Regions from separate parts of the Mus musculus genome. Here regions 2 and 3 are each linked to region 1. Evidence: chromatin loops called from intact Hi-C (ENCODE). Cell type or tissue: heart. All regions are shown on one strand. Links, peaks and the distances in the headings refer to the core of each region. The heading gives the core; the rest is flanking DNA.

What was found. Hi-C counts contacts between places; a loop is a spot of excess contacts. Peaks named below come from ENCODE experiments on the same cell type or tissue, not always from the same donor. Only the 100,000 strongest peaks of a DNase experiment are listed, where the experiment ranks them.
Region 2: a loop joins it to region 1, with 2.0 times the contacts of the local background. A loop is called at or near these places in 1 of 42 quality-filtered maps.
Region 3: a loop joins it to region 1, with 2.3 times the contacts of the local background. A loop is called at or near these places in 1 of 42 quality-filtered maps.

Annotation. Positions count from the first base shown.
Region 1 is chr3:30,849,262-30,860,622 of GRCm38, forward strand. It overlaps Gpr160 (G protein-coupled receptor 160), which reads left to right and starts at 6,689. Exons shown (of 4, transcript NM_001134385.2): 1 at 6,689-6,984. It overlaps Gm42198 (a long non-coding RNA gene), which reads right to left and starts at 2,732. Exons shown (of 3, transcript XR_880729.1): 1 at 2,547-2,732. Gm42199 (a long non-coding RNA gene) reads right to left here and starts at 6,548. Exons shown (of 3, transcript XR_880730.3): 1 at 6,358-6,548; 2 at 4,873-5,217; 3 at 3,222-3,242. In heart, for the core only: a CTCF peak has its summit at 6,430 (motif pointing right); a DNase peak (open chromatin) is centred at 6,450; H3K4me3 peaks cover 1,306 bases; H3K27ac peaks cover 917 bases; H3K27me3 peaks cover 3,239 bases.
Region 2 is chr3:30,895,212-30,906,572 of GRCm38, forward strand. It overlaps Phc3 (polyhomeotic 3), which reads right to left. Exons shown (of 15, transcript NM_001165954.1): 15 at 4,084-11,361. Gpr160 (G protein-coupled receptor 160) reads left to right here. Exons shown (of 4, transcript NM_001134385.2): 4 at 499-1,983. The coding sequence starts at 570. The coding sequence ends at 1,580. Among named protein-coding and RNA genes, the nearest start is that of Gpr160, 45 kb to the left of the region's middle. In heart, for the core only: no CTCF peak of the experiment used is centred there; no DNase peak of the experiment used is centred there.
Region 3 is chr3:30,925,599-30,933,598 of GRCm38, forward strand. It overlaps Phc3 (polyhomeotic 3), which reads right to left. Exons shown (of 15, transcript NM_001165954.1): 9 at 6,141-6,294; 10 at 4,215-4,465. Among named protein-coding and RNA genes, the nearest start is that of Phc3, 40 kb to the right of the region's middle. In heart, for the core only: a CTCF peak has its summit at 4,344; a DNase peak (open chromatin) is centred at 4,353.

The DNA.
Region 1 (11,361 bases), core at 1,435-9,434:
GTAAAGCTGTCATTCGTTGCACAAAAGATTCCCTTGGCAGAATGTTTTCCTGATTTTACTCTTGTGAAAATTTCACAAATTCACAAAATAGTATGGAGAACTTGCATATACCCACAACCCAGCATTAGCAACCATCTCTGAATGAATGACCCACTCGGCTTCACATAGAAGCCACTGATGGCAGATGGAGGACTTCTAGGCTAGGTGTTTGAACATGAAATTTCCCCCACAGGCTTGTGTGTTGAACACTTAGTCACTGATTGGTGCAATTTCAGGAGATAGTAGAAACTTTAGGAAATGAGGGCACACCTTTTGAAGATTATATTTTGTCCTTGGTCCTTTCCTCATGTCTCCCTCTTTCTGCTTCTTAGCTACCATGAGGCAAGTGACTTTGCTCTTTCATATCATCTTGCGCTGAGATGTTCTGCCTCACCATAAGTCTACAGTGATAGAGCAAGCAGACCAGTGTAAGAATGTGAAGCTAGAATCTAGCTTCTGCTGGGGCCACAGTATCTGCAGTAGCCTCCTCCTCCCCTTTCATAGATACCACAGCACCCTACTGAGACGCTGTCTGTGAGCCAAGTACCAAGATATGTCACCTGGGAAGTAAGTTTGCTCCACATCCCATCCATTCCCCATCTGCTTCTCTGCCTGGGAATCCAGGGTGGAGGGCAGCCATTGTGGCCTCGCTGCCCTTTCTGAGAGTTTACTCTAAATAGGAAGCTACTGGGAGGTTTTGAAACATTGAAAGGAGAGTGGTGTCACCCTTTCTGTCCATGACTATTCCAGAAGTTACATTGCAAAGGGGTTGAAGGTAGGGGAGAGGGGACAAATACAGAAGCCATTGGGAGGGTTTTTATAATCCAATCAAGGAATAGACAGAAGCTTTGCCCTGTCTATCCCAGCATAGAGAGCTATACCACGGAAGAGGGGTCAGATCAGACAAGCAGGCAGAAGTGTAGGGACAAAGATTCAAGGTAAATGTGGTTTTGTTTTCAGGTTTACTTATGAGTGTTGTGCTCACACGTATGTCTATGCACCACATGCATGCCATGGAGACCAGAAAAAGATGTTGGATCCCATGAAATTAAAATTATGAATGGCTTAGCTATCATGTGGTTGCTGGGAATTGAACCTGGCTGGGTCCTCTGGAAGAGCAGCTAGTGCTCTTAACCCATGGACCATCTCTCTAGCGCCCCCCCCCCCCAGGAAAATGGTTTATAATCAAGACAAGCTAGACAAAACTAAAATTCTAGAGGCTAAATAAACTATAGTTCACCCACTTTTTAATTGTTTACTTAGCTTCTTAACTGATTGAAGACACATATCATTTTTTTAAGCTAGAAAGCCAAACCAAAGGGATGGAGAGATGGCTAGGGGTTAAAAGCTCTGACTGCTCTTCCAGAGAATCCAGGTTCAATTCCCAGCAACCACATGGAAGCTAACAACCATCTGTAACTGCCATTCAAGCAAATCCAATGCCCTCTTTTGGCTTCTGTGCCCAATACATGCACGTAGTGCACAAACATGCATGTAGCAAAACACACATACAACAATACAACAGAAAGTAAATAAATCTGGGGGGGAAAATGTCAAGTGGTGCTCAACGTGCTCTGGGCTGAAGCTCAATGAATAGCATTAACTAACAGCCAAACCAAAAAAAAAAAAAAAAAAAAAAAGCAAAATGAATCACATAAGATTTTAATGCTATTCAGCTTCAATTTTAAACATTGATTCTGGACCACTAAAATATCCCTAGCAGTTAAACTATAAACCTACAAACACTGATGATGTTAGAGTTTCAGACATAAGAAAGAGCTATAACTGGAGGTGGTGGCAAACATCTATAATCCCAGCACTCAGGAGGCAGAGGAGGGTTGATCTCTGAGTTGGAGGCCAGCCTGATCTACGAAGTGAGTTCCAGGACAGCCAGGACAGAGAAACCCTGGCTCAAAAAACAAAACAAAACAAAACAAAACAAAACAAAACAAAACAAAGCAAAAAGCAAAAAGCAAAAAGCAAAAAGCAAAAAGCAAAAAGCAAAAAGCAAAAAGCAAAAAGCAAAAAGCAAAAAGCAAAAAGCAAAAAGCAAAAAGCAAACCAAAAAGAAAGGAAGGAAGCAAGCAAGCAAACAAGGAAGGGAGGGAGAGAGGAAAGAAAGTGTGAGCTATGGTGGTTGTGTGAAGATGGCTTAGAGAGTAACAGTGCTTGTCACACAAGCATTAGAACCTGAGTTCAGATCCTAGCACTCAAACAAAAAGCCAAGCAAGGATGCTCACCCTGCAGCCCCAGCACTGGGGCTCATTCACTACTAGGTTAGCTGGAAAACAAACAAAGGAAAGGGCAAGCTCCAGCATAGCAGAGCGGGACAGAGTAGGACTCCCATCATCCAATGCTGGATGCACGGGTGCCGAGACTCACACATGTGATTCTCACACACACACACACACACACACACACACACACACACACACACACACACGCCTGCACGCACACTAAAAAAAAAAAAAAAAGAACCAGGAGTCGAATAGAAATGTGCAGTTTACCTGTTAAACAGTAATAATTCATGGCTGACCAAAATGCAGCACGTTTTTGTTAGAGCATCTAGGAAATGAAATAAGATGTGTCTTGGTTAGTTTTGTGTCAGTTTGACACAAGTTAGAGTCATCAGAGGAGAGATTCTCAACTGAGAAAATGCTTCTATGAAAGATCAGGCTGGAGGCAAGCCTACGGGACATTTTCTTAATTACTGATTGATTGGGGAGAGCCCAGTCCACTGTAGGTGGTGCCATCCCTGGGCTGATGGTTCTGGGTTCCATAAGAGAGCAGTGGATCAAGCTATGGGAGTCTCGCCAGTAAGCAGCACCCCCTGCATGGCCTCTGCATCAGCTCCTGCCCTGTTGAGTTCCTGCCCTGACTTCCTTTGATGCTGAACAGTGATATGGAACCGTAAGCCAGATGAACCCTTTCCTCCCCAACTTGCTTTGGCCATAGTGTTTCATCACAGCACCAGTTACCCTGACTAAGGCAAGATGCCAGGCAAGGGCTAGAGAGATGGCTCAGTGGTTAAGGGCACTAGCTGCTCTCCCGGTGGACCTACCACCCACACCAGGAAGCTCACAATTGCTTGTAAACGCTGCTGCAGAGACTCAGATGCCTTCTTCTGGTTTCCACAGGCACCCACACATGAGGCAGACGCAGACACATAAATGAAAAGCCCTGGGGCTGTGCAATGAAACTTGCTGTTGCAAAAACATTTAGAATCTGAATAAGCAATTGTCTAAGGAATGAAACTGGGAAATGGATATTGTCGGGTCCGAAGGAGAGTCCTCCCTCCCACATTTGGGTGATTAGACAGAAGCCAGCATTCCCTTCAGAACTTGTGGGGCTTATTCCTCACTAACAAAGGAGCCACTTTCCTTACCACTGGCAGAGGGACAAATGTCCATCTGTGGTGCCTATCAGCGTACCAAAGCACTTGCTGGTCCCAGACTCCCTCAGGATCTCAAGTACCTGTTAGGCACTTCAGAGTGGATGCTCTTCATCCTGGCTCTTCCTACCTGCTCCTGTACCGTGCACTTTACCATCACAGGCACTTGCCCTGACCCCAACTACTCGTTTCTCCTTATAACCCTGCCATTTCAGCTATCCTTGAGCTCTTCTGCCCCTCTCTTGGTCCTTTCTTTGTCTCCTCCTTGCCAGCCCCTTCTCGTAAGGCCTCGTCCGATGTCTATATTCGGTGAACAATTTTCTCTCTGCTCTGGGCTCTTCCGGATGCTTCTGGATGCTCTCTCCTTCATACCTACAATAAAACCTTCCTCTCAACCATACCCTGGAATGAGTCCTGGCCCCAGTTTATGAAAATATGTGATGCTGAATTCTGCTAGAGGAACATTTGGTAGAGGGTGGAAACTAGATACCAATGGTTAATGATAAATCACTTTCATATGCCACATACTGTGTATCACGGGCTTTTTTATGATAGCTTTTGATTTACAAAGCCTAATTTCCCAACATATGCAAGATCATTGGCTAATATAACAATATAACCTACCAAGATGAAACTTGAACCGGTCTTTTTTTCTTTTTTCTTTTCTTTTTCTTTCTTTTTTTTTTTTTTTTTTTTTGGTTTTTCGAGACAGGGTTTCTCTGTGTAGCCCTGGCTGTCCTGGGACTCACTTTGTAGACCAGGCTGGCCTCGAACTCAGAAATCCACCTGCCTCTGCCTCCCAAGTGGTGGGATTAAAGGCGTGCGCCATCACCGCCCGGTGAACCTATCATTTCTTATGCTTGGGGAGAAAAACGTCTCTCCCTGGGATGACACCCTTTTAGGTAAGGTGCCTAGAATAATTTTTAGCCTTGTCTTCTGAAAGAACAGTGTATCTGCTGCTACGGAACTATCCTGACTGTGAGTTAAACGAGGAAGGAATTTTTATTTTCCCCTGTAAGGAGAAGCCTGAACATAGCATATCAGGGCGGGCAAAGTCCCTTTTTTTCTGCCTTCCTCAGCAAATCCTACCGGCATGCACCACCACAACCGGTGTCCCTTTTTTCTGTGAAGTGTTGCTCTTGGTCTACAATTCCTATTTCACCCCCAGCTCCCAGCAAGAAGGAAACTAGAGAGAGAGGAGGAGGTCCTCAGCAAGAGTGCCAGGCTTCCCAGGACTTTCCTGCTGCATCTCCCCAGCAGCTGCATCTGCTACACTTTAGCTTGGTAAATTACCTCCCTGAAGAAGAATAGGACTTTCCAAGAAGTTAAAGTGAGGAATTATTGAGACAGTATGTGTCTCTGGTAGACATCTGACAATTTAGAGGTAGGAGAATTGGGATGAAAACCTCTGATGTGGGTTTCCAGAAGCTCTGGATTCCTACCTCAGTTCATGTCTTTATTCCCGTGACAAAGAACCTCACAAAAGCAACTTCAGGCAGGAAGGGCTTCTTCAGGCTACAGTGGCTGCCAAGGCAGGTGACGGGAGAGGGGCCAGCTGCTGTCAGGTAACAGAGAGACAGAAGCTCAGCTCCATTTCTCCCTTTCATTTGATCCAAGACCCTGGTCTGCAAGGACGGTGCTGCCGACATTCAAGATGGGTTTCTCACCTACATGAACTTCTCAGGAAATGGCCTCCCAGATACATCCAGAAGTGTGTTTCCATGGTGACTCCAAACCAATCAAGTTGGAGGGCAGGTTAGCCATCATAGCACTTTTCTGAATGAATTCTGTCAAAAGGGAGACAGAAGAGGCCTTGGGCTCACCTTCAGTTCCATTATTACAGAAGAGGAGAAACTGAGACGCAATGGGTCTGCCAAAATCTCGCCAACAGCTCTCCAGACAGGAGCCTCCTGGAATCTGGTATGTAGTCGTCCCAACACCTCTAGATGGGAAAGGTCTCGGGACAGCTATTAATAATACATTTGGGGATGGAAGAAGAGAGTGGGCTCAGCCTCCTGGACCATTGAGAAAGGCACTGGGAGAGTGTAGGCTGGCTCCTAGGAGCTACCGCTCCAGCCCTCTTCTAGCAAGGCACCACTCCACCGAAGGATGGCACTGCCTGCTCTGTCAAGCCTAGCAGGCAAGGTTGTTGTACAGTTAGTTAGTTTAGAGAGATGTATGGCTGGCTCTGTTTGATGTTCACACTCCAGAGATGGTGGCTGCTGTTTTTTTTAGACCCATGAACTAACTGCATACCTACTATTGTTCCTTCCCTCCTTCTCCACAAAAGGGATTCCCCCAGCCATTTCTGGCAATCTTCCATCTCTGCCCCTGGGGAGCTCTGGGCTGAAGCACCTCACAACCTCACTGGATTTCATCATTTCTCCTTTCTTCCAGGATGTTTCCTCTGAGCTGGGAGATGGGCACACCCCAGTTCCCCTTACAGCCCATATTTAACAGCCAGGGTACCTTTACTGCCCTGTCAGGCCATTTCTGAGTTCCTGGCAAGGTCAGTTCAGCCCCAGCGGGAGGTGGAAAGGCCTAGACTACAATTCCACTCATGGATCCCCTTAGAGAGCAGTGGGAAACAAGCAAGCTTGCCATGTGCTAAATGTTTAAATAACTAACAGGCCATAGGCTCTCAACAAATATTTGCTGAGTTAATACAGGCCGGCAAAGAAAGAAATGCAATATATGTTATCGCAGACTTTAATTTTGAAAAATCAGAATTTATAGTGCACTAAGGTAACTGCTTAGTGGCTCAAGTCTTGTGGTCTTGGGAGCATATTCGTCTGCAGACTGAAAGGTAAACTTGAGAAACTAGCTACAGAGCAAGAGGTGGTGGGTGACACAACGGCAGTTAGGAGCATTTCAAACTGGGATTAGATCCTCAAAGCCTGACACACTAGGAAAGAGTTTCCCCTCACCCTGCAACTCCTGCAATCTTCTGCCTACTCAGTCGGTCAACTCGGTCGCCTCTTGTCGCCCAACCCGCAGGGGGCGTCCTACGCACTGTCAACTCGGAAGTGCCCGCATGCAAGCTGTTTTTTCCAGTATGAGCTAGATGGAAGACCACAGTGTGGAGTCACGCACCTTACCCTGAGCAGTCTGGGCCTGACTACTGAAAGAAAAGAAGAGCATCCGGATTACTCCCGCAGTAACCAAAGACAGGAGGCGGGGCGGGGCGAGCGGAGGTGAGCCTCGCGTGGCCCCGCCCCTCGAGGGGACTCACCTGGGGCGGGCGGGGCGTGGGTGGGCGGGGCGAGCGGAGGTGAGCGACGCGCGGACCTGCCGCTCAGGCAGTTACGGAGGTTGGTGGCTTTTGGCTACTCACGCTACGCCAGGGACTGAGGAGTGCCAGCTGAGGTGAGCGCACGACTCGTGGAGGCCACTGGCCGGTCGCGTCGCGACGAGGCTTCCCTTCCTAGGACTCGGGGTGACGCTGCGGTGCGGAGCGGGAAGCCACCGCCGACGTCTGTGGCGGACGAGGGCAGTGTCCCACGGGCGCCCGGTTCCCCCGGGGCGGCTCCCAGCCTTCTGCAGCAGGCAGAGAGGTGAGGTGGGTGTGTGGCGTTCCTCGCGGACTTCCCGGCACTTGCGGGCACTTGCAGGGCGGTTGAACCCTGCCCGGGCGCACCGGGTCACTGCTGCTCTGCAAGGGCGGTTGGTACTGGAGCGGGGCGGCTGGCTCGGGGACCCGCCCTGGGGAGCGAGGCTTAAGCAACTTCTCTCCTTCTGCGGTGGTGGCCAAACGGTGGCAACCCTCCACCATGTCCCTGTTCCCCTTCGTCTCCAACTTGTGCAAATGATCTGATTAGGGCGTTGTTCCTTAGATCCCAGAGGTAGATCATGCCCACAGTGACAGAGGACACGCGAAAAGTGGTGCTTTATATTTATGAATGTATGCTAGCACATATTGGCATGACCTATACCTAGCATTTCCTTGTGAGTCAAGTTTTTAAGTTAACAGGTTACCTCCTATGAGAATGCCAAGTAAAATGAGAGCCCTAACAGCAAAACTTGTGGAACTTGACTGTGCCCTGGTTTTGGAATGTTCTGGATTTTGAGGAAATATTTTTAGTTTTTGAAAGGGTATCATAATTACATTTTACCATTTTAAAACATTTCTCTCTGTGTGTCTGTCTGTGTTCTGTCTTCCTGTGTGCACACACGTAAAAGAGGACAGCTTTCAGGAATAGTCTCCTCGTGTGTCAGTAGTTGCATCTCAGGTATTCTGACTTCTGGCAAGAGTCCTTAGCCCCTGTGCCATTTTGGCTGGCTCCATAATTAGATTACTTAAAAAACTGATCTTTTAGAATAACTGACTGAAGTTAAAATGTAAACTGAGGATTTGTTTCATTTTGGGGGTCTGGAGCACACTGGGCTATGAGAGATTGACAGTCAAAGAGGGATTTTAGGAATGCAAGTCCTTTCTCTGTCTAGTTTTGCAATTGTTTGATATTTCCCTTTAAAAGTTGCAACACTACCTTTTTTTTCCCCCAGAAGGTTAGTCACCACAGGTGATTCTAGTTTCAGATTCTATATCATATATAATTATGTTTCATAAATTGGATGTGAATACTGCCTCATCAGACTGATCAGAAAGGTCACAGTTTCTGCCCCGCCTCCCTCTAACACACACAAGAAGGCACACGGCACACGTGTATGTTAAATAGATTGAGTGGATGCTGGCTCAGCTTTTTTCACACACACACACACACACACACACACACACACACACACAGAGAGAGAGAGAGAGAGAGAGAGAGAGAGAGAGAGAGAGAGAGAGAGAGAGAGAGAGAGAGAACAAACAAACAGGGTTAGGTTGCCTCCAGTCAGGCAGTTTTGTATCAAATGTGTTAGCACTTTTTCCAATGGCTCAAATCCCTTCTAAGTTATACTCAGCAGAAAAACAGGCCCAGGCTTCCGGTGTGGCTCAGCAGTAGAGCATTTGCCTGACATGCTCCAGGGCCTGGGTTGGGTCTCCAGGACCCCTCAGCTCCCCAAAAGAGACCAGAGTGAACATTCATATGGTCTGCTTGTATTGTCATATGTGCCTCTGTAATATTCTGTATGTCAAAAGTTTATTCAATGATGACGACAGCCTAAAATGAACGGGGATGTACTTAATCCTTGAAAAAAGATCTGTATTGTTTTCTATATTTACTCCACTTTGCTTCCAGGATCATGAAACAAATACCCAGCAAAGAGCTGACTCCTGCAGTGTCTCATGGTCCACACCATGCTTTTCTTTTTATCTGTGTGGAGAGATATTTGTGTTCATCTAACTTAGTTCTTTTGCTTTGAGTTTTAACCTGTAACTCTTAGTATGTTCTATCATGTTTGCCTGGCAGACTGTGAAAGTCTAAGGTTCCCAAGAGGGAAGAGTTGAAGTCTGGGAAAACAAAGAAAGGGATACAGACTCCTGAAAGATAAACCTATGTACTAAGTAACTTCACTGCAACTGAACGTGATATTCCTTTTTGTTTAAAGAAAGGCACCACATAACACCCTGCCTATGACAACTGACTGGTGAAGTGTTAGAAAAATCGCCTCAAAGGGAAATATGAGACAGCTTATTCTTAAGTCAAATGAATGACCATGGCCTAGGAAAACATTCAGGTTGGCCCAAATCACACATTCCAATGTGATAATTGTCTCATAATGATTTTTATAGTTATAGAACAATAAAGTCATAAAGCAAACCATTTAAAAATATACATTGATGGAAACATGAAGAAGGCCATCACAGCAAAGAGGCAAAAGCTTTGCTGTGGTTCTCAGATACTGTCTGATATGTCCTTAGCTCTTGAGTGGTGGAAGCTAGTGGTCCTACTAAGTTAATGCATTCCAAAGGATGGTCAATTAAACCGAAACCAAATACATCCACAGTCACAGAGTTCTAGTCATTAAACCATATACATGGATAGTGGGGTGTTTGTTTTCTTTTCCTTCTGGGAATTTGGTCCACAATACCCCAGTAAAATTGTTTGGTGTCTGATTCAGTTTCCATTGTAAGAGTAATTATGCAATGGTTGCCAGGCACCCACTACCTTAGTTTCTGAGAAATTAGGAAAGCATTGATAGATTCCTTTGCAGTTTTGTCAAAATGAGGTGGGAGGTGTGTTTCATTTTTCACCTCCACTGTTTGTGGCCATCTCACAGTTTATAGAAGGTTAGGATATAAAGGTTAGAACATATGGACATTAGCCATAAGCAAACTAATTCTTTTCCTGAAGGTAAAGAGACCTGGGCCTCATTGTCTCTGTCGTCTGTTACCTGGCTGAGAAAAATGGGTGCTTAAAGGAGTTCCATCTTTTTTTAAAGAGAAGAGTTTTAGTTGTTTGGTGGGGTAACATCATTACCCATTTCAGTCCTGTTACAATTCTTTGTCAGTGGACCTATTTCCTTGATAGATACAGAGAAACTTAAACAAACAAACAAAAAAACTACACAACTACTCAAGACAGTTTATTTAAAACCACCCCTAAACTTAAAAGATCACAGCTCGCTGGGTGTGGTGGCGCACGCCTTTAATCCCAGCACTCAGGAGGCAGAGGCAGGTGGATTTCTGAGTTCGAGGCCAGCCTGGTCTACAAAGTGAGTTCCAGGACAGCCAGAGCTACACAGAGAAACCCTGTCTCGAAAAAACAAAAACAAAAACAAAAATAATAATAATATAAAAAATAAAAATAAAAATATCACAGCTCTCTATCAACAACTGAATGGATTAAAAAATATATTCATACAAAGGAAAATATCTATATATAATATTAAATAATGTTTATAATATAGATACTTCTTTAAAGCACTATGCTGAGTGAATTAACTCATACACAAACACCTACATTTTTTTCACTTTCTTTTTTTTATCTTGAACAAATTTTTTATTAGATATTTTCTTTTTTTTTTTTTTTTTTTTGGTTTTTTGAGACAGGGTTTCTCTGTGTAGCCCTGGCTATCCTGGAACTCACTCTGTAGACCAGGTTGGCCTCAAACTCAGAAATCTGCCTGCCTCTGCCTCCCGTGTGCTGGGATTAAAGGCGTGCGCCACCACGCCCGGCTCAGTTATTTTCTTAATTTACATTTCAAATGCTATCCCGAAAGTCCCCTATAACCTACCCCCACCCTGCTCCCCAACCCACCCACTCCCGCTTCCTGGCCCTGGCATTCCCCTGTACTGGGGCATATATAATCTTTGCAAGACCAAGGGCCTCTCCTCCCAATGATGGCCAACTAAGCCATCTTCTGCTACATATGCAACTAGAGACACGAGCTCTAGGGGTACTGGTTAGTTCATATTATTCTTCCTCCTATAGGGTTACAGCCCCTTCAGCTCCTTGGGTACTTTCTCTAGCTCCTCCATTGGGGGCTCTGTGTTCTATCCAATAGATGACTGTGAGCATCCACTTCTGTATTTGCCAGGCACTGGCATAGCCTCACAAGAGAGAGCTATATCAGGGTCCTATCAGCAAGCTCTTTTTGGCATCTGCTATAGTGTCTGCGTTTGGTGGCTGATTATGGGATGGATCCCCGGGTGGGGCAGTCTCTAGATGGTCCTTCCTTCCATCTCAGCTCCACACTTTGTCTCTGTAACTCCTTCCATGGGTATTTTGTTCCTCATTCTAAGGAGGAACAAAGTATCCACAGGTTGGTCTTCCTTCTTCTTGAGTTTCATGTGTTTTGCAAATTGTATCTTGGGTATTCTAAGTTTCTGGGCTAATATCCACTTATCAGTGAGTGCATATCATGTGTGTTCTTTTGGGTTACTTCACTCAGGATGATATCCTCCAGATCCATCCATTTGCCTAAGAATTTCATAAATTCATTGTTTTTAATGTCTGAGTAGTACTCCATTGTGTAAATGTACCACATTTTCCGTATCCGTTCCTCTGTTGAGGAACACCTACATTTTTAAAAATGTTTTTATT
Region 2 (11,361 bases), core at 2,689-10,688, 47 kb after region 1:
TGCTCACAGTCAGCTATTGGATGGATCACAGGGCCCCCAATGGAGGAGCTAGAGAAAGTACCCAAGGAGCTAAAGGGATCTTCAACCCTATAGGTGGAACAACATTATGAACTAACCAGTACCCCGGAGCTCTTGACTCTAGCTGCATATGTATCAAAAGATGGCCTAGTCGGCCATCACTGGAAAGAGAGGCCCATTGGACTTGCAAACTTTATATGCCCCAGTACAGGGGAACGCCAGGGCCAAAAAGGGGGAGTGGGTAGGTAGGGGAGTGGGGGTGGGTGGGTATGGGGGACTTTGGGTATAGCATTGGAAATGTAAATGAGAAAAATACCTAATTTAAAAAAAGGAAAGAAAGATCATATTATCCATGTATCTGTCTGTCAACTAGGAATGCTTCCCTCCACCTTTAAGTCATGATTTGGGCAAGTGGAGAAGCACGCCAAGTTCTAAAGTAGAGGCACCACAATACCACCACCGCTTTTCTTCTTTTTACAGGGAAAAAACCAAAGTGAAGCTGTTTCTTCTCCTGTGTACTCGTCAGACTGCCTTGAAATTTAACTAAAAATATGACAGCTCTTTCTTCAAAGAACTGCTCTCTTCAATACCAGCTCCATCAGTCTCCGCAGCTCCTGGAGGCCTCCTGTCTGTTGTTCTTGATCATCCTGGGGAAAGTGTTATTAAACATCCTCCTTCTAAGAGTGAGAAGGGGAGACGCCCGCTGGACTTTGATGGAGTACTTCTGCTTCTCACTCGCACTTGTCGATCTCCTGCTGTTGGTAAACATTTCCATCCTGACCTACTTCAGGGACTTTGTAGTTCTAGGTATTAGGTTTACCAGATACCACATCTGTCTGCTCACACAAATTATTTCCTTCACTTATGGCTTCTTGCATTACCCAGTCTGCTCACTGGCTTGTATAGACTACTGGTGTAATCTGTCCAGAGCCAGCAAGCAGTCATCTAGGTGGCAGAAATTACTTTATTTCTTGACAGTCATTTTAACTTGGATCTCAGTCCTTGCTTACGTTTTGGTTGACCCGGCCATCTCAGTCAGCCTAAAGGCACACAGGGGCTATGTGTACCAGTGCCCCGCCTATGTCAGCACTCAGAGTCACTGGCTCTCACTGTCTATGCTGATGGTTTTATTTGTGGCTTTTCTGATTTCATGGCAGGAAGTTGTTGCCTTGCTTCAGGCTATGAGGATAGCATCCTATAAGAGCAAGGCCGCCCTCTACTTTCCTTTCCCACTCCACTGCGGTTACGCCCTGAGCTGCAGAGAAGCACTCTTGCCCAGGCTCATCGTGTGCTTTCTTGGGACCTGGTTTCCCTTTGTAGCACTTCAGGTCCTCATCCTCTCCCTCAGAGTTCAGATCCCGGCGTACATAGAAATGAACGTCCCCTGGCTGTACTTTGTCAACAGTTTCCTCATCGCTGCAGTTTATTGGTTTAACTGCCACAAGCTTGATTTAAGAGACAGCTCGTTACCTGTGGATCCTTTCATCAACTGGAAATGCTGCTTTGTTCCAGTCCATAGACTTAAGCAAGTGGAGAGGCCCATGTCCATAGTCATCTGTTAGCATGCTGCTGTGCTGGGAGGAACTTCAGAAGCACCAAGATCAGTCTCACAAGGACAGAGGTGGCTCGGGACAGGAACTGAAGCTCGAGTCCCCCTTTCCAGCACAGCGTCCGTGGGGCAGATGCCAAGTAGTGCTGAGGATACATTAGCACAGCAGAATGTTTATGCCTGCTCGACAACATTGTGGAATATTTGGTATTAATCCAAATGCAAAGTAAACACATTAACATGTGTCCAGCTTGATGTTTTACTCCAAAAAAACTACTGGGTGCAAAATGTTATATAAATTTGAGATTCTATTTGCCAACTTTAAGATCTGAGCTTAAGTATTTTATAAACTTTAGAGCAAAAATAAAAGACTTAACAGGATTTGGTATAAATAAAATATATTGGGAGATTAGCTCATTTTATTTGTTTTTTGTTTTTTTTGTTTTTTTTTTTTTGGTTTTTTTTTTTTTTTTTTTTTTTTTTTTTTTTTTTGGTTTTTCGATACACGGTTTCTCTGTGTAGCCCTGGCTGTCCTGGAACTCACTCTGTAGACCAGGCTGGCCCCGAACTCAGAAATCCGCCTGCCTCTGCCTCCCAAGTGCTGGGATTAATGGCGTGTGCCACCAGGTAAAGTATTTTACTACAAGTATTCGTGCAGAGTTTCAGCTGTTCAACCGCTGGAGGTGGGAACAATGAAGGCTCTGGCCATGGCAAGCCAATTGCTTGTTCAGTTATAGCAGACGGTTACCAGGCCATAATCATGGTAGTAACATGAGATTAAGGGCTGGATTATCCTGTCTTGTATGGATAACCCTAACATTGTATAGATGCCAGTGGCACCTTCCCCAGAAGTGGCAATCAAAAATGTCTCCACATATTCCCAACACTCCTCTGGGCACAACTCCTAACCACACTCCCCAGTTAAAACAAAACAAAACAAAACAAAACAAACAAACAAAAAAGCCTGAGCAAAGCTCTGTAAGCCAGACTAATCTGAACATGCTTTATGAATTAAACTACATAGCTATCTTGGCTGCTATTTACAAATGCTAACACGTGTTTCAAGAACCACCACTAGCATTCCTAAAATTAGTAGCTTCTAGGCTGAAGCTGTCACTTATTGGTGGACTGCTTACTAGCATGCACAAAGCCCTAGCAGCACGGAAACTGAGTGCAATAAATAGCATATGTCTATAATCCTGTACTTGGCAGGTGTAAGCAAGAAAATCAGAAACTCAAAGTTACCATTGGTTACCTTGAGGTCAGCCTGGGCTACATGAGATCATCCAGTCCTTCCTCCCCCAGGATGACTTACCTTTTAACATCACAACTCACACGTATCCATTTATGTATGTGCTTATGTGTAACAGAAGTTTACAGTTTTAAAAAGTAGTTGTTACCTACCAAGTTCGTGACCTGCCACGGAGCAGCAGTGTGGCAATGGCAGGTCTGTGTGCCTGGCACTGTGGACACATTTGCATGTGGTGACTCTGCTGGGTTCTGCTCACATCCCTTGTAGATAAAGATGCAGGAAGCATCAAGGTGAAGCAGCCTACCCCAACTCACACAACCCTGGCATCGGAGCCCTGCTCTTTCCACTCTGCTACACCATTGGCTTTTTGTAATTGTTTTTTACTTACACCGCACAGTGTCAATGAACATCTTAAGGAATTGAGGTCCCATTTCCTTGAGCATACAGGTCTTCCGGGTAGCACCAGCCCTAGAGAGACAAGTTGGCCATGTTGCTGGATAATCAGAAATTCTCTGAGTGAGCTGCAAGCACAGGGTAAGCATTCCTGGTCTTAAATGCTTTTGGATAAGGGATAATCAGTATTGTCTGAAAAGGTAGGCCTCAGACATTCAGATGACACGTAATGACAGAAACCTAACCCGAGCCATTCTAAGGAAAAGGGTCCTGGGACAACAAAATAAACTAGGTAAACTAAACCAGGAGACTTTCTGGGGTGTTAAGTGTCATTTGCTAATACAGAGGGCATTCTGGCTGCCAACAAGCCAGGCTTTTAGAATCTCAATTTAAAGCTCCTACCTTTAGATACAAAACCTAGGAAATGATTGGCCTGATTTGAGTCATAGGCTCTATGGCCAGTGTTGCTGCAAGGAGACACTGGAAGGGAGGGAGCTTAATCTTTAGGCTGCGAGGTACAGTATTTAAAATGTTTAAAAAATTGGGTCTTAATTTTTACAAAGGAATAAAAAATTATATTGTTCTGTTTTTAAAATGCAAATAGAGATACAACCATACTGAAAGCCGACACAGCTGATTTGTGAGGCTGCGCTGACAGCATAGCGCAGCAGACCAACCCTCGGTTGCAGTGAGCAATGGTATGTGCTTGTGCAGTTCAGATGTCTGTCTGGAGCCGGCCCTTTTAATTCACTGGTGTACAATTCCTTCTCCACAGTTTTCTGCCTTCCAAATGGCCATAACATGAGAATAAAACATACTTAGCTATACTGAACTTAATATACTCTTTGTAGATTAGATCGCAAGAAATGTATAGTCAGTCCAGCCCTCCATTAAGGTCTTTATTAGCTTTCCCTGTCTCTCAAAAGCTTAAAGAAATAAAAATTCAATAACCAGTCAGGCTTTTATTTGTAAAGAACTGAAGTTACAACTGGTCTACAATATATTATTGTAATATAAACAACATAAATAAAAGATCCTGTAGGCCCACCACTAGCCGTCCGCCCAGACCCACTCGAAGCCGTGTTACAATACTCTATGTGAAAGTGTGCAGGTAACAAAGGTGCAATCCAAGCAAGGGTAAGCAGCAGAGGATAAGGTGCTTCCGTTAGCAGTTAACGTCGCCAGCAGACATCGATGCTCCTTGAACTTCACTGACTAGACACACAGAGGAAGTCTAAAGTTCACACACATGCTACTTAATATGAAAGTGCTTTCTCTTTTCTTAAAAAAATACAGCAAATGAACACTTTTTACACAGATAATGGTGTGCTCTTACAATGCAAAATTAACTTCATTCTCAGGTTATACACTGTAAAACTGTAGCTATGGACGCCAGGCTAGGAACTCTATGCTAAGGGTGCTAGAACTATATCATTTCCTGTGAGGAGGTCTCTAATACAACATCCAATGTAAGACACAGCTATTATAACCCTAACATTTGCTTTCTCTAAGATTAGAACATGTTTTCTTTCCCCCTTGGTGATGCTTTTTTCCTTGATGAATCATGTTTTGAGTTTTTTTTTTTTTTTAAATTATAAAACTTTGACTTTAGAACAATGGTCAGAACCAAAAGCAAGATTTCTAAAAATGTGCTTAAAATATTAAAAAACAGATAATCCCAACAACCTGCCTTTGTGAAACAAATTTTAAGTGCCATTCGCAAAGCATTCTCACCAAATTCAAGAGGCTTGAAGTCAGCAGCCTCCCTCCCCTGCCTCCCTGTGCATGGCTGTCTGTAATGTACAACCCTCATTTCTAGCATAATCCCTGCACTTTCCAACAATTTCTGAATTTTGATTTTTAATCCCCTACTGTACAAACCAAGACCCATCTCTGAATGAGGTTATTGGCAGTCAATTCCATCAATGTGGGAATCATACACAAAAATTACACCCTGTATTCTCAGCTGAACTCTTAAGGTCTAAGAATACAGACACAAGAACAGCATTTATGCAACAGAGATCTAAACAACACAGGATATTTTACAACTTAGGTATATTTCAAAAACTTAAAAAACACCTTAAAAGTAACCAGAATCATGAGACAAATTACAAAGATCAGATTAGTGGGCTATTTAGATTATTATAACTTACAAAAACCTTAATTTGAAAGCATCTATTATATATTGTAATTTAACACTTTATTTGGGCATTTCCCCGCTTTAAAAACCTATAGCTATGATACATAAAGTTTTTAAAATATATTTTTATATCTTTATAGAGAATGTGAGTAGCAACTGATGTTAGTTAGCATTTAAAACAAGAATTACAACCTGATTCACAGAGCCCCAGAGTGACACCGGAATTCACACCATTAAAAGTGACTTTGACCCCATCTTCACTCACTCCTTAAATACTTGCTAGCACAAGCAGGATCTGCTTTCTGGTGGTGGTGGTGGTGGTGGTGGCTTTCGAGGCAGGGTTTCTCTGTGTAGCCTGACTGTCCTGGAACTTGCTCTGTAGACCAGGCTGGCCTTGGACTCACAGAGATCTGCCTGCTTCTGTGTCCCAAGGCTGGGATTAAAGGTGTGAGCCACCACCCAACTAGGAACTGCCTTCTGTCACCAGTTCTGCATTTTCAAGCTGCAGTGCAGACCCTGTCTTTGAGAAGTGGCTGTCTCTAACACACTACAATAGAGTCAGCACTGTGGAGAAAGCAGCCGTAGCAACCTGTTCTCTGCCTCGTTTCAGATGATTCTGTTTTGGAAAACTCTTCCACTATCAATACTGGATATAAACTTTTGCAACTAAAAATGCACAATGATTTCACATTGACTTCTTGCATCCTGCCACAGACAGACCACGTAAAGGGACTGTCCTGACAGTGCCTGTCACAAGAGTTTCACAGCCGGTCAGGGCAAGCAGTCTTACTGTTGTCAACAGTCAAGGAGATGGCCCACAGGTGGGAACAATGTGAGTGGTGGTGCGGTTTAGCACTTGGATGTTATTAAACCCCCACTCCCAGAGAGCAGGGCGTTACTGGTTAATTGCCATTCATTCCTGGCTGTGCGGACATAGATGCTGAAGCAGCACTGAGTTTGTTTGGGAAGACTTTACTTGTTATTTTCTTGGTCATATATTGCACACAGAAGCCAAGTGCTCAGATAGTTTACAAATGAAGGAGCAAGTGCATGGGTGCTGATATTCACTTGCCAGTCGGTCAGCCCCGTGGGAATCCCAATTGTGTAGCTTAGGATTGTAACTTTAAAGCTCGGGGAGGGTGTTCCTTTAAAAATGATTTAAGCAAACAACAACAACAACAACAAAACCAGCCTATTTGGCAGTGCAGGTATCACACTACGTTGAAATGAGATAAAAAGCCAAATAGCTGCCCATCGAGTCCCAGGGCTGCCGGCCATCTGGAGTAACACCAGGTCTCCCAGCCTCTCTGTTCCCTCTCCACTCAGCACAGTAATGCAGCAGCAAGTGTGTTTATCTCTCACTCCTGAAGAAAAGTTGTAATTTGCTCACTTTTAATACTACCAAAACATTTAACACAAGCATTATGTATAAGGATTTAAACACTGTACATATTTAGTTTAGTTGAGGCAAGATTTAAAAAGTCCCCTCAGTGGGTTCATGTTTTCCTCAATGATGTTCTAATCTCCACTACTCGTTCACCACTGTCAGAGAAAGGTCCACAAAACACTGATGTATTCCATTAAGCCAAAAAGCAATAGATACTATGAATATCTAAGATGATGACTGAAACTAAGTTAGACATTATAAAGGACTTAACTACATCCCTCTTACATTTCATTAAAACCATGCCATGCTAGCATAATGATGTTTTAGATTTATACTGATTTTTTAAATTAAAATTCATTCATTACATACTACTTTAAATTTTCTCGTCCTATAGATTTATGCCCAATATCAGGAATATCATAGACAGCAGTAGGTTTACACTTGAAAAGCTTCAGAAAGACCTCTGCCTAAAATATAGTTATATAGAAGCTCGTTTTGTGCCTAACACCATATTCAAATTGTATTTTTAAATAAAATAAAAGGTCCACAAGTTATCAAAGGAGAAAGAAAATAAAGCCCTTGTGGAAATAATTTCCCTTAGGTATGGCACTCGCCAGAGTGTGTGCAAATGAGACTCTGCTGTAGAGAAGCTGTGCGTGTCAACAGAGGGCGGGGCCTCCTAAGGTTTTTCTCTAGAACATGATGGTAATAATTGTAGATAAACTCATATCTTGTAACTTTCAAAAAGAAAAGTTTTCTCTTAGTATAATGTCAAGTAGACTTAACTCTAAAACTGCATATACAACTGATAAGACTTAACTCTAAATAAATAGACTTAACTCTAAAACTGCATATACAACTGCTAACCATTTCAGGCCACTTTTTAAAATGTCAATATCATTTTCAACATTTTTAATTGGAAAACAGCTTTTATTTCAACTATAAACTATATGGTAATGCATTTTAAAATCTAACACCAGAAATATCTTCCCAGAGAATTCCTTAAGGGCTTGGTTCAATGAGTTCAATTTGTTAAATTTGAATAACAAAACACATTTACTCTTCCTAATACTTATTTGTACTCAGCTAAACTCAAAACCCAGCTTTGATATGAAACAAAACGCTCTGAATGGAGTGACATATCAGTACTGAAGCCTGGAGTTGGAACAGTTCATGTCACGGGTCATTCTGCTTTACGCCAAGAAAATAAGTGGGCTTGGGCTTACTGGAGTCCACCAGTCAGCAACTGTCCTGCAGTGCCTTCCTTCCCTTTATGACTGGCTGCAAAACTGAGCCAACTGTCATATCTGACTGGATATGCCTCTGTAGTCTGGCCACTCGATCATAACAAACTCCTACATTTTGACAGATTCTCTCCCTCTGATTATCATCTTCAAAAATCCAGGATTACTCAACTTGGGTACCAGTGGTACTATTAATATCAACACTCCTCAGAGCAGGGACAGGTGATAAAGAGAAATACCTAATTTGATTTTAACCAAATCTTGACAAGTTAAAACCATAGGGGCTAGGTTTGGCATGGTGGCACAGATATTAAGTTCTAGCACTTGAGAGAAGGTCAGAGGACCACAATTCCAGGTTAGTCTAGGCAAACAAGAAAAAAAATACAGTATGCAATCTCAGGTGGCGTGTGAGGCCCTGACTCAGTCCCTAGCACCAACAAACAAAACAACTAACAACACACCTTGTCCCGCTATCCATCACCAAGGATATCTAGCTACTAAGGACCATCATCATGCTAAACGTCTTCATTCAGGTCGCAATATCATCTTCCTATCTGTCGCTTACTCCCCTTTCCACTCCCCTTCTCAAATAACCTTCAAGGAATAAGTCACACAGACATATGGTACACAAGAAACTAGGAAATGATTGCATAGATGGATAAGACTTTGATTGAAATACAACTGGTGAAGTTATAAAGGCCCGCCCTAGTACAACAGCCTGAAGCTCTCCAAGCCAGGATGCAACCCAACCCCATGTAAAAAACTAAGAAAGTCTGTGTACTTTATTGGAGGTGGGGTTGGAGGTGGGGTTGGAGGTAGATGGGACTCAGTGCAGGAAAGGAGGTGAGGCCATCACATGCTGAAAGTACCAGTCAGCAGCAAGTGTTGCTGGCATTCCCCAAGTCTTCAAACTACAACACTTAGTCAGCCTCTCTAGCTGAGAACATGTCTGAAGTGCTTTTAGAGTATTCCCAGTCAGAGATTTCATATACTGGACACAGGTGCTGAGACACACAACCTAACAAGCTTGTGAGAAAATGAGTCCTCTGAAAGATTTCAATCCAAGATTTGTGTTTATAAATAGATGCACTTAATATATGAAGACTGACTGTGAATAGTTACTCAAAGGCATGGTAACAATACAGTCTCACACACCAGTCTTCCAACACAAGAAACAAAGAGGAAAGCAGCACAGAAACACAGAAAGTCAGGTTGCCCTGATTAATGAACTGAGCAGAGGAAGAGGCCCCGTCTGCTCTGCCACACTCTAGCTGCTTTACCAACACGCTCTCCTCTTGTTCTGGCATCTCTACTCCCAGGTAGTGACTCTGCCCATCCATTAGTCACTGTCACGGAAGGTGTCAGGTGCGAAGGCAGCATTCCCTGCTTTGCTGATAAAGCTGTGTCACTGTGCCTTACATGTGTGTATGCAAAGCGTCTAAGTTTAAAGTAACTTTTACAAGCCAGCTGTTTATTTTCCTAAGAACACAGAACTTAAAACAAATAACATGTGAAAAGTGTGTCCCACAGTGGTTGAAGGGTTTCAAGTCAGGCAAGGCAAACTCAGAAAGCAACAATAGGAAGAAACCATGTTCCCTTCCTGTCTTTTTCTTTTTTTCCTCTAAGAAAGTTCTTAAGTGCTTAGTAATAAGAAAGGAAATGAAACTAGCGTTCTTCCTGTCCATGTCACATTGAACAGCCTAATACTCAGGAGATAGAGAGAAACACAGAGTGTGTCCCCATTTAATGTAATTGAAGCTTTCAAATTAGCACAATTAAAAATTACCTAGAAAGAAGTACCTACAGCAATGGGAGAACTACCAAACACCAAATGAGCCACTTCTAAATAAAATAACCCACTTGTAAAAAAAAAAGTGTATTTGCTAGTTAAATTTAAGTGCAGACAACAGAAGATCTGGGCTACTTCTAAGACGAAGGACAAGAAGGCATCCTCCAAGAGAAACCCTTCGTGTAAACTGTGTAGGGGTGCTTATGGACAGTGCTAGGCACAGGGGTTTCTCATAAGCACACGATGGGCTGGTTTTAGTACAAGTGCAGAGTTAATGCCTTAAAGGCTAGATGTAAGTATTTGTAGGAGGGAAGCATTATTGCTGGAGGTCTATTCTGGACAATCCCATATTCACTGTGGATTACTAACTACACCATAGTTTTCATTCCAGAGGAAATGTGCCTTGTGCCTCCTTCATTATGGCAGGCAGTCCTTAGTGCTGCATAGCCAGCCTCTGTTGGAGACAGGAACGTCCGTGACAACTCTGCCATGATGACTCAGTACTAATATATGCAGGTGACTGTAGAATACCTGCCTTCCTTGAAATGTGAATAACCAAATGTGACACAAAGAAATAGGGAACGTAGCCTATACTACTGTAGTCTGAAACAGGAGCCTCAGCTACTTACACATTCTGAGTCTACACAGGACTACTAGTGAACAGCTCTTAAAACTACTACAGCAATAATCTCACAAAGCATACATTCAAACAAGAGGCATCTAAAGATTAAAAAAATTATCCACTATATTTCTGTATAAAAATAACCAACATTTTCTAATGTACACAAAGCCAAAAGATAAATTTATCTGTGATGTCTTTGTGACATCTTTTAGTCTTCTACTAACTCAACCCAATCTCTGAAAAGCGCCATAAAGATGACTGAGCTCAGACTCTGCTGTCTTTTCCATCTGTGCCAAGGCTATGCACATGTCCCTTCATTTGTTCAGAGTTCTCAAACATGTAGCAAAAAGATAGAGAAAGCAAACAATGTCAGCAAATCTTTTGATGCCCAGCACTACAAAGATTTCAGAGCATCCACAGAAAAATTTGGCTTAGTGTCCTAACAGAAAACTGTTGAATAAAAACTTCTGATTAAGAGAAATCACTTTAAATACTTCGTGGGAAGAATCCACAGCCTTAGTAAGGGAGAAAGAACTGCATTCTAGCCAGACTCAGCAGGGTTGCTTCAAGGAAGGGATTCCACCTCCACTGCCACTGGGCTGCTGAAAGAGGCTCCGAGGCATGGCTGCATCAAGCACCATCATCGGTGCACAGAACAGAGTCAGGAAGAGGTGACAATGGGCCAGGGCCACACCAGAGTCACATGGTCTGTGAGTTAGCCTGGTTTTATAGCCCAGGTTTATGGATTTCCTTTCCTTTCTAGTATACGGTAAAACCAAAACCTGCTTCTGCAGAACTCTGGTGCCACTGGCTAACCCTTCACTGCACATCGCCCTCCTCACAGCCATCACTTAAGTATGCCTCTCTGCTCAGCCAGGCTGCCCACTGTGCTCACTGGCACCACTGGCATCCATAATACATCGTTCCTGGTGACAGAGGGGCATCCTATGTACTGTAGGGTAGTCAG
Region 3 (8,000 bases), core at 1-8,000, 75 kb after region 1:
TAAGAATACATCAAAAAGATCATCGACCATGATCAGGCAGGCATCATCCCAGAAATAGAGAGATAGCTCAACATACATACATCAATAAATTTAGCCCACCATATAAACAAACAGAAAGACAAAAACCACATGATCATCTCATTAAATGCAGAAAAGACCTTTAACAAAATCAGCACCCCTTCATGACTAAAGGTCTTGAGATATTAGGGATACAAAAGATACCTAAATAAAGGCAGTTTACAGCAAGACCACAATCAACATCAACTTAAATGGAGAGAAATCAGAAACAATTCTACTAAAATCAAAAACAAGTTTGTCTACTCTCTCCATACTATACAATATAATTGAAGTCTTGAAGTCTTACCTAGAGCAATAAGACAACTGAAGGATATCAAGGGGATACAAACAGGACAGGAAGAAATCAAAGTATCTTTATTGGCAGATATACATTCATACAGATATCATACATAAGTGACCCTAAACATTCCACCAGGAAACTCCTATAAGTGATAAACATTTTCTACAAGGTAGCTACATACAAAATTAACTCACAAGAATCAGTAGCCTTCCTACATACAAAGGACAAACAGGCTGAGAAAGAAATTAGGGAAACAATACCCTTCACAATAGCCACAAATAGTATAAAATATCTTGGAGTAACTCTAACCAAGCAAGTGAAAGGCCTGTATGAAGCCTTTGAAGAAGTTATCAGAAGATGAAAGCTCTCCTATGCTCATGGATCATTAGGCTTAACATAGGAAAAATGGCCATCTTACCACAATCTAAAGATTCAATGTAATTCCCATAAAAATTCCAAAACAACCTTTTTTTTTTACAGACCTTGAAAGAAAAATATTCAACCTCATATGGAAAAACAAAAAACCCAGGATATCTTTAACGTCCTGCACAATAACAGAACTTCTGACAACATCATCTCTGATCTCAAGCTCTAGTACAAAGCAATAGTCATAAAAACTATATGGTTGTTGGCATAAAAACAGACAGGTAGGGGCTGGAGAGATGGCTCAGTGGTTAAGAACACTGACTGCTCTTTTCCAGGGTTCCTGAGTTCAATTCCCAGTAACCACATGGTGGCTCATAACCATCTGCAATGGAATATGATATCCTCTGCTGGTGTGTCTGAAGACAAGGCACTGTACTCACATACATAAATAAATTTAAAAAATAAAGAAAAATAAACCCACACATCTTTGACCATCTGGTTTTTTTTTTTTTAAACAAAGAAGCCAGAATTATACAATGAAAAAAATAAAGTATCTTCAACAAACAGTGCTGGTCTAACCAGATGTCTGCATGTAGAAGAATGTAAATAGATCCTGGCACAAAACTCAAGTCCAAGTGGATCAAAGACCTCAACATGAAATCAGACACATTGAACCTGATAGACAATTAGTCTTGAACATACTGGCACAGGATGCAACTTCCTGAGCAGAACACCAATAGCACAGGAACTAAGATAAACAATTAATAAATAAGACCTCATGAAACTGAACATCTTCTGTTAAGACAAAAGTCACCTTCAATAGGACAAAACGACAGAATGAAAAAGGTTTTAACCAATCCCACATCTGACAAAGGGCTAATATTCAAAATATATAAAGGACTTAAGAAACTAGACACCAACAAACCAAAAAGTTCAATTTGAAAAATGGTGTACAGATCTAAACAGAGAATTCTCAACAGAGGAATCTCAAATGGCCGAGAAGCACTTCAAGAAATGTTCAACATCCTTAGCCATCCACTGAGGAAATGCAAATCCAAATGACTGTCAAAATGGCTAAGATCACAAACACTCATGAGGATGTGGAGCACGGGAGCATGCCTCACTGCTGGTGGGAGTGCACACTTGTGCAGCCACTCTGGAAAGCAATTAGGCAGTCTCTCGGAAAACCAGAAATAGATCTACCTCAAAACCCAGCTATAGTACTCCTGGACATATACCCAAAAGATGTGCCACTATACCACAAGAACATTTGCTCAACCATGTTCACTATAGTTATACTCATAATAACCAGAAAATAGAAACAAACTAGATGTCCCTCAACCAAAGAATGGTTAAAGAAAATGTGGTACATTCACACAAAGGAGTATTACTCAGCTGTTAAAAAAATATCATCATGAAACTTGCAGGCAAAATGGATGGTACTGTAGGGAACAAGCAAAAGAGACTTATTCTAAGTACTACCGTTTCATTTTTAGACTCCATTCAATCATAGGAAGAAGCTAAATTCAAGGTCCCAAGTCCCAGGGGAGCTGGGGACTTTCCAATAGCTAACAGCTTCTGTTGTAAGAAAACAGTCGTCAGAGTCCAGGTAGCTCAAGGACAACTTCTAAGGAGACATCGTCTGAGTGCAGACATCTCAAGGGCAACTAGTCCATCTTGATGGCAGGGTCCCACAAGTTCATGCTCCCAGGCCCAGGAACCCACTCCTCACCTGACTGGTGAAAACTCCCTTGCTCAACCTCTCATATCAAAATGTGATTGGACAATACTTCAGCCCACCCTGCTCCCCCTTGCTTTATTAACGCGTCATGCTTTAATCCTTTAAGTATGCTGTGCAGCACTTCTACAGGTCGTAGTTTAGCTCCTGAGTCTGTTCTGTGGCCAATTTTTTGTCAACTTCATTGAGCTTGCATTTGAGTTATGTTGGGTTTATGTTGGATTAAAGCAAACCCCACACACTACAGAACTAGAAAATTTCACCCTGAGTAACCTAGACCCAGAGAGATAAACATGGTATGTACCATAAGTGGACATTAGCTGTAAAATAAAGGATAATCATGCTATAATGCAACAACCCAGGGAGGTTAAATACCAAGGAACGAGTAGCACATACACCTAGGACAGAACCAAACAAGTCTGGGAAAAAAGAATGTCAATAAAATGATCCCTAATAATAGTCCTAGGAAAAAGGAGGCTAGCATGCTTCATCCAGCAACTGACGGAAACAGGAAACTGACGGAAACCCACAGCCAAATGTTAGGTGGGAGCTCAGAAGTCTGTGGAAGAGAGGGATGAAGGATTGCAGGACCCAGAGGGGTCAAAACACACACACACACACACACACACACACAATCAACTAACCTGGTCCCATAAGTGTTCACAGAGACTGAACTGACTCAAGGAGCTTACGGGTCTGACCTAGGTCCTCTGCATGTGTTAGTTGTGTAGCCTGGTCTTCTTGTGGGACTCCTAACAGTGGGAGCAGGGGCTGTCTTTGACTCTTTTGCCAGTTTTTGGAACTCTTTTCCTCCTGCTGGATTACCTAGTCTAGTCTTTTTTATTTTTTTAAGGTTTATTTATTATTATATCTATGTACACTGTAGCTGTCTTCAGATGCACCAGAAGAGGGTGTTAGATCTCATTACAGATGGTTGTGAGCTACCATATGGCTGCTGGGATTTGAACTCAGGACCTTCAGAAGAGCAGTCGGTGCTTTTAACCACTGAGCCATCTCTCCAGCCCCCTAGTCTAGTCTTTATACAAGGTGATGTGCTCAGTTTTACTGCAATTTGATATGCTACGTTTGTTTGATATCCCTGGGAGGACTGGCTGCTCTTTTCTGAAGGGAAACAGAGGAGTGGATAGAGGTGGAGGACTGGGAGGAGAAGAGTTGGGGAAACTGTGGTCAGGATGTAAAATAGGAAAGAAAAATAAACAAACAAACAAACAAGTAGAAGAAAAAGTGAAGCTGTAATTGATATTACAATGGTGACAATCAGTAATAGCTATGGCTAGTAAATCTAGATACATTAACATATTTAATTCTGACACATCATAAAAGCATCCCCATCAGACAGGCAAGCAGAGTTAAGATCAGAAACGGCTAGTACAAAATGTCTCAGGCCAAGCAGAGGTGGTACACATCTTTAAACACAGCACTCAGGAGGCAGAGGCAGGTGGATCTCTATAAGTTAAAATCCATCCTGGTCTACAGAGAAAGTTCTAGGACATCCAGGGCCACACAGAGAAACCCTGTCATGAAAAACCAAAGGGGGTGAAAAAGTCTCAGAACCTGTACAGAGAAATACATTAAAAGATTAGACAGCTAAAATTCTACATTTAAAAACAAGTCCATCTTTAAACTTAAAATTACAAGCATTTTCTTAGAGAACAATAGTAGAACATTGTTTTAAGACAGTGTTGTGTAACTAAAAATAATTTTAAAAACACAAATAAGCTTCTGACTTACAGGAAACGGCTCCAGCCCCTCCTGAATCACAAAGCCTTCTATAACGTGGGTCAAAATCTGTGGTTTCACAATAGCCTGTGGAGGCTTGTTTTCCAGGCTGGGAGTGCTGCTGGCCAGAGAAGTGCTGCTGCTCCTGGTGGAGGCAGCAGGGATTAAGAGGGGAGGTGCAGGAGCAGAGGCATGGGTGGGGTCTGATGGAGACTTGATCACGGAAGCACTGACTGAGGCCACAGCAGGCAACTCCACTTGCTCTGAAAGAAAGGGGATTTCCTGGTTAGCCATGTGCCCTACAGAGATGAAAGGGCTTAGGAGTGAGCACATCTACTGCTCTCCAAGAACATCGCACTGCTGTCTCATTCAATCCATACAACATCCCCACTCTATAGACTACACTAATATGCTCAAAATTAGCACCTAATATTTTATTCTTATTTTCCCCATAGAACCTGCAAATGCCCTAAATATCATCTCAAGAAAAACTACAAAAGTTGTCAATTGAGTTTCTATCTGCTTTTAAGCTACATAGATAATAAATATCTTACTTTCCTGTCTATTCCACATGATTCAGATGGCTATATATTCACTTAAAAAATTCAAAAGGACCCCCAAGTCCATAGAAGTAGGAACTTCAGTGATTTGGGCAGGTTACGGCTGCAGCCTCAGAGCAGGGGCTCTTGTGAATCCTCTCAGAAGCTGCTGCTTTCAGCTCCTGTGTTGTGAATCCTCTCAGAGGCTGCTGCTTTCAGCTCCTGTGTTGTGAATCCTCTCAGAGGCTGCTGCTTTCAGCTCCTGTGTTGTGAATCCTCTCAGAGGCTGCTGCTTTCAGCTCCTGTGTTGCTGTGTGTTGACTAGGGAAACGCTGCATGAGCACATAGCAGGCCCAAGTAGACTTGGCTGAAAATGTCTATTGAGAAGGAGTCACTACTCACAGTAGCATCCACCCTTGACTGTAGCGCTAACGCAGAGAGGTGGAACAGCTAATATGTAGGCTTTTAGTGAGAGCAGAACTCGGAAGAAAGAAGGCATGCGTACAAAAGTCACTTGCCGACCACTGGTGTCATGGCCAGTGCTTTCATGTTGCACCTCACTTAATGCTGAGATTAGAGGCACTGCCATCATGCCTGGGGCTTTCTATATGGTGCTAGGGACTGAAACCAAGGCTCTGTGCATGCTCAGCAAGTACTCAGCCCCTAACATAATCTCCTGCTAGTCTGATTTATACTGTGTGTGTGTGTGTGTGTGTGTGTGTGTGTGTGTGTGTGTGTGTGTGTGTGTGTATACAAGCACATACATGAAAGCATGTGTGAAGGTCAGAGGACAACCCTGGATGTGGATCTCTGATTCTACTTATTTTTAGACAGAGTGTTTTTGTTATTTGCTGATATACACATGAGGCTACCTGGCCCTCCCTCGAGTTTCTGGATATTCTCCTGTCTCCTCTAACTATGGGAACACTGGGATTATAGGTATGTGCTGCTGTGCCTAGCTTTATGTGGACTCTGGGGATTTGAACTCAGGTCCTCATACTTGAGCAACAAGTGCTTTACACACTGGGCCATCTCCCCAGTCTCTTATTCTAATTTTTAAATAAGAAATAGCTAAAACAGGAATGTGAGTTGGCACATGAAACACATCTGTATTAGCCAATAATAATTATAATGCTTGAAACATCACGTTTTCTTTGGGTGGTAGTAAAGGTTTTATAAACCAATAACTTTACACTGCTGTTAAAGAATTTTCCAAGAAAACAAGAATTTTTATTTTTTAATAAGACAATATTCTTCATACATTTTAAATTTTTAAATATAATCTATCTTTTGCTATAGTTAACAACAGTAATGGTTAGTTTAATGCTATCTCTAATGGAAAAAAATTTTATTACTGACATCTATCAAATAGAATCCTCTGTACTTTGTATTTCCTCACCTAACAAAGGATGTTCGGATGTCAAGTCCTCTCCCCTCCCCACAGTGACAGCTGCTGGAGACAAGGTGGGGGGTGGGGGGGTTCTGTCCATCCTTGCACACTCATCGGACTCCTCTGGCATTTCTTCCTCACACACATCTTCTACTTGATAAACCTGCAATGACAAGCCATACTACCTTGAAATATTTCCAAAAATGCATTTAATGAGGTATTCTGAATTTTGAAATTTTTAATTCTAAATGCACTAAATTTAGAAGCAAAGCAAACCACAATGCTGACAACCTGAAAGGAGAACTTTGGAAGCACTCACAAGAATGTTTTGAGACCCCGTAGTGTGTCACGGAGAGCAAGCTGTGAGCCAGCTACAGAAGCTTTCCAAAGTGACACTGGTCACATCTGAACAGATTTTTTAGAAAAAAATTCAAAAAAAGGGTATTTTGCTTTACATAATCAAATAACTATTTTAAAAACACCATTGATTCTGTTCATTTCTATCTGTTATGAATCAAAATAGGTGCCAGCGCTTTTTACACTCAAAGTAAATTTCCAAAATAATATATGTCAGGCCAATATATTGCCAAGGAAATTATATGCAAGATTACTCATTATTAAAGACTGTTATGAAAATTACTATTAAACCACAGTAAAGCCAGCAATGATTTTTTCATTCCCTTTCCGTTGTATTCAAGAATCAAATGAACTTTTAGAAGCTAGTATGATATATGCAGAAAACATCTTTCTTTACCACAGTAGACACACCCTAAGATACATACGATCTATTTTGGGTCCCCATGGGAAGGTTTAGCCCCTTTTATCCAAGTGTGAAGATTTCCTGAAGTACTATGACATCAAAATCACAGAGAGGGAGCCATGAGACCATGAAATTAGAACAAAATTACCCACCTAACACTTTATTAAATGTAAGGATTAAGTTTCAAAGTGCCTCTGGAAAATAACAGATGAAAGTACTTTGCCTGCTTGGTATTTATGAAAGATGATGCTCTACTAACACAACGCTGTCAAACAGCTCATTTCCTTCCCTGTGCCAAAGCTTTCTCTCAAATTTACAAAGGTTGAGACTTTTTTAAAAATAGATTTAACTAATTAAAACTGTAATAAATCTTAATAAAAAAAACCTGAACATTCATAAAATAACTTTAAGTGGCATCCAGTGTTACATTTTTAGTCAAATTGTTGAAAAAGTTTGATAATTTTAGGTGTCTAGAATTAAATATGAAAATAATCATGATTTCTGAACCTGGCATAAACCATGTAAAGTACTATGAAGTTTTATTTATGAAGATATACACGGCAACAAGTGATACTAGTTTAAAAAAAAACAAACGCCAACTCTAAACATCTATTTAGAATAAAGTAAACATCTGTCCAGGAATGGTGGCACAGCCTTGTAACTCCAGCACTTAGAAGCCTGAGACAGAACACTGAGCTCAAGGCCAACCTGGGCACACAGCAATACCGAATAGGAACAGCAGCAAGAAAAAACAAACATATGACCTCCCTCAAAAAAAAAAATTCCTTCTAAAATCCCACTAGACTCATTTTATACTTAACATGATATCTTGAACTATTATCAAGTTCTAAATAGGCAAGAAAAAAAAAAATTAGCAAGATACCTTTTCACAACCCAGAAACTAGAAAACAGTTTCACCAAAAGCGTAACCTCACCAGTGGAAGTGGTCACCGGCACTGTATAGCACACAGTGAATGGTCACTAGTGTCTGCTCATGGTGACAGCCATGTTTAATGTGAGGGTAAAGGTCAGCACAGACTAAGTCACTGCCCTAAACAGCCAGGGCTAACAGAGACAACAATCAGCAACCACAAAGCAGACCTTCCTGC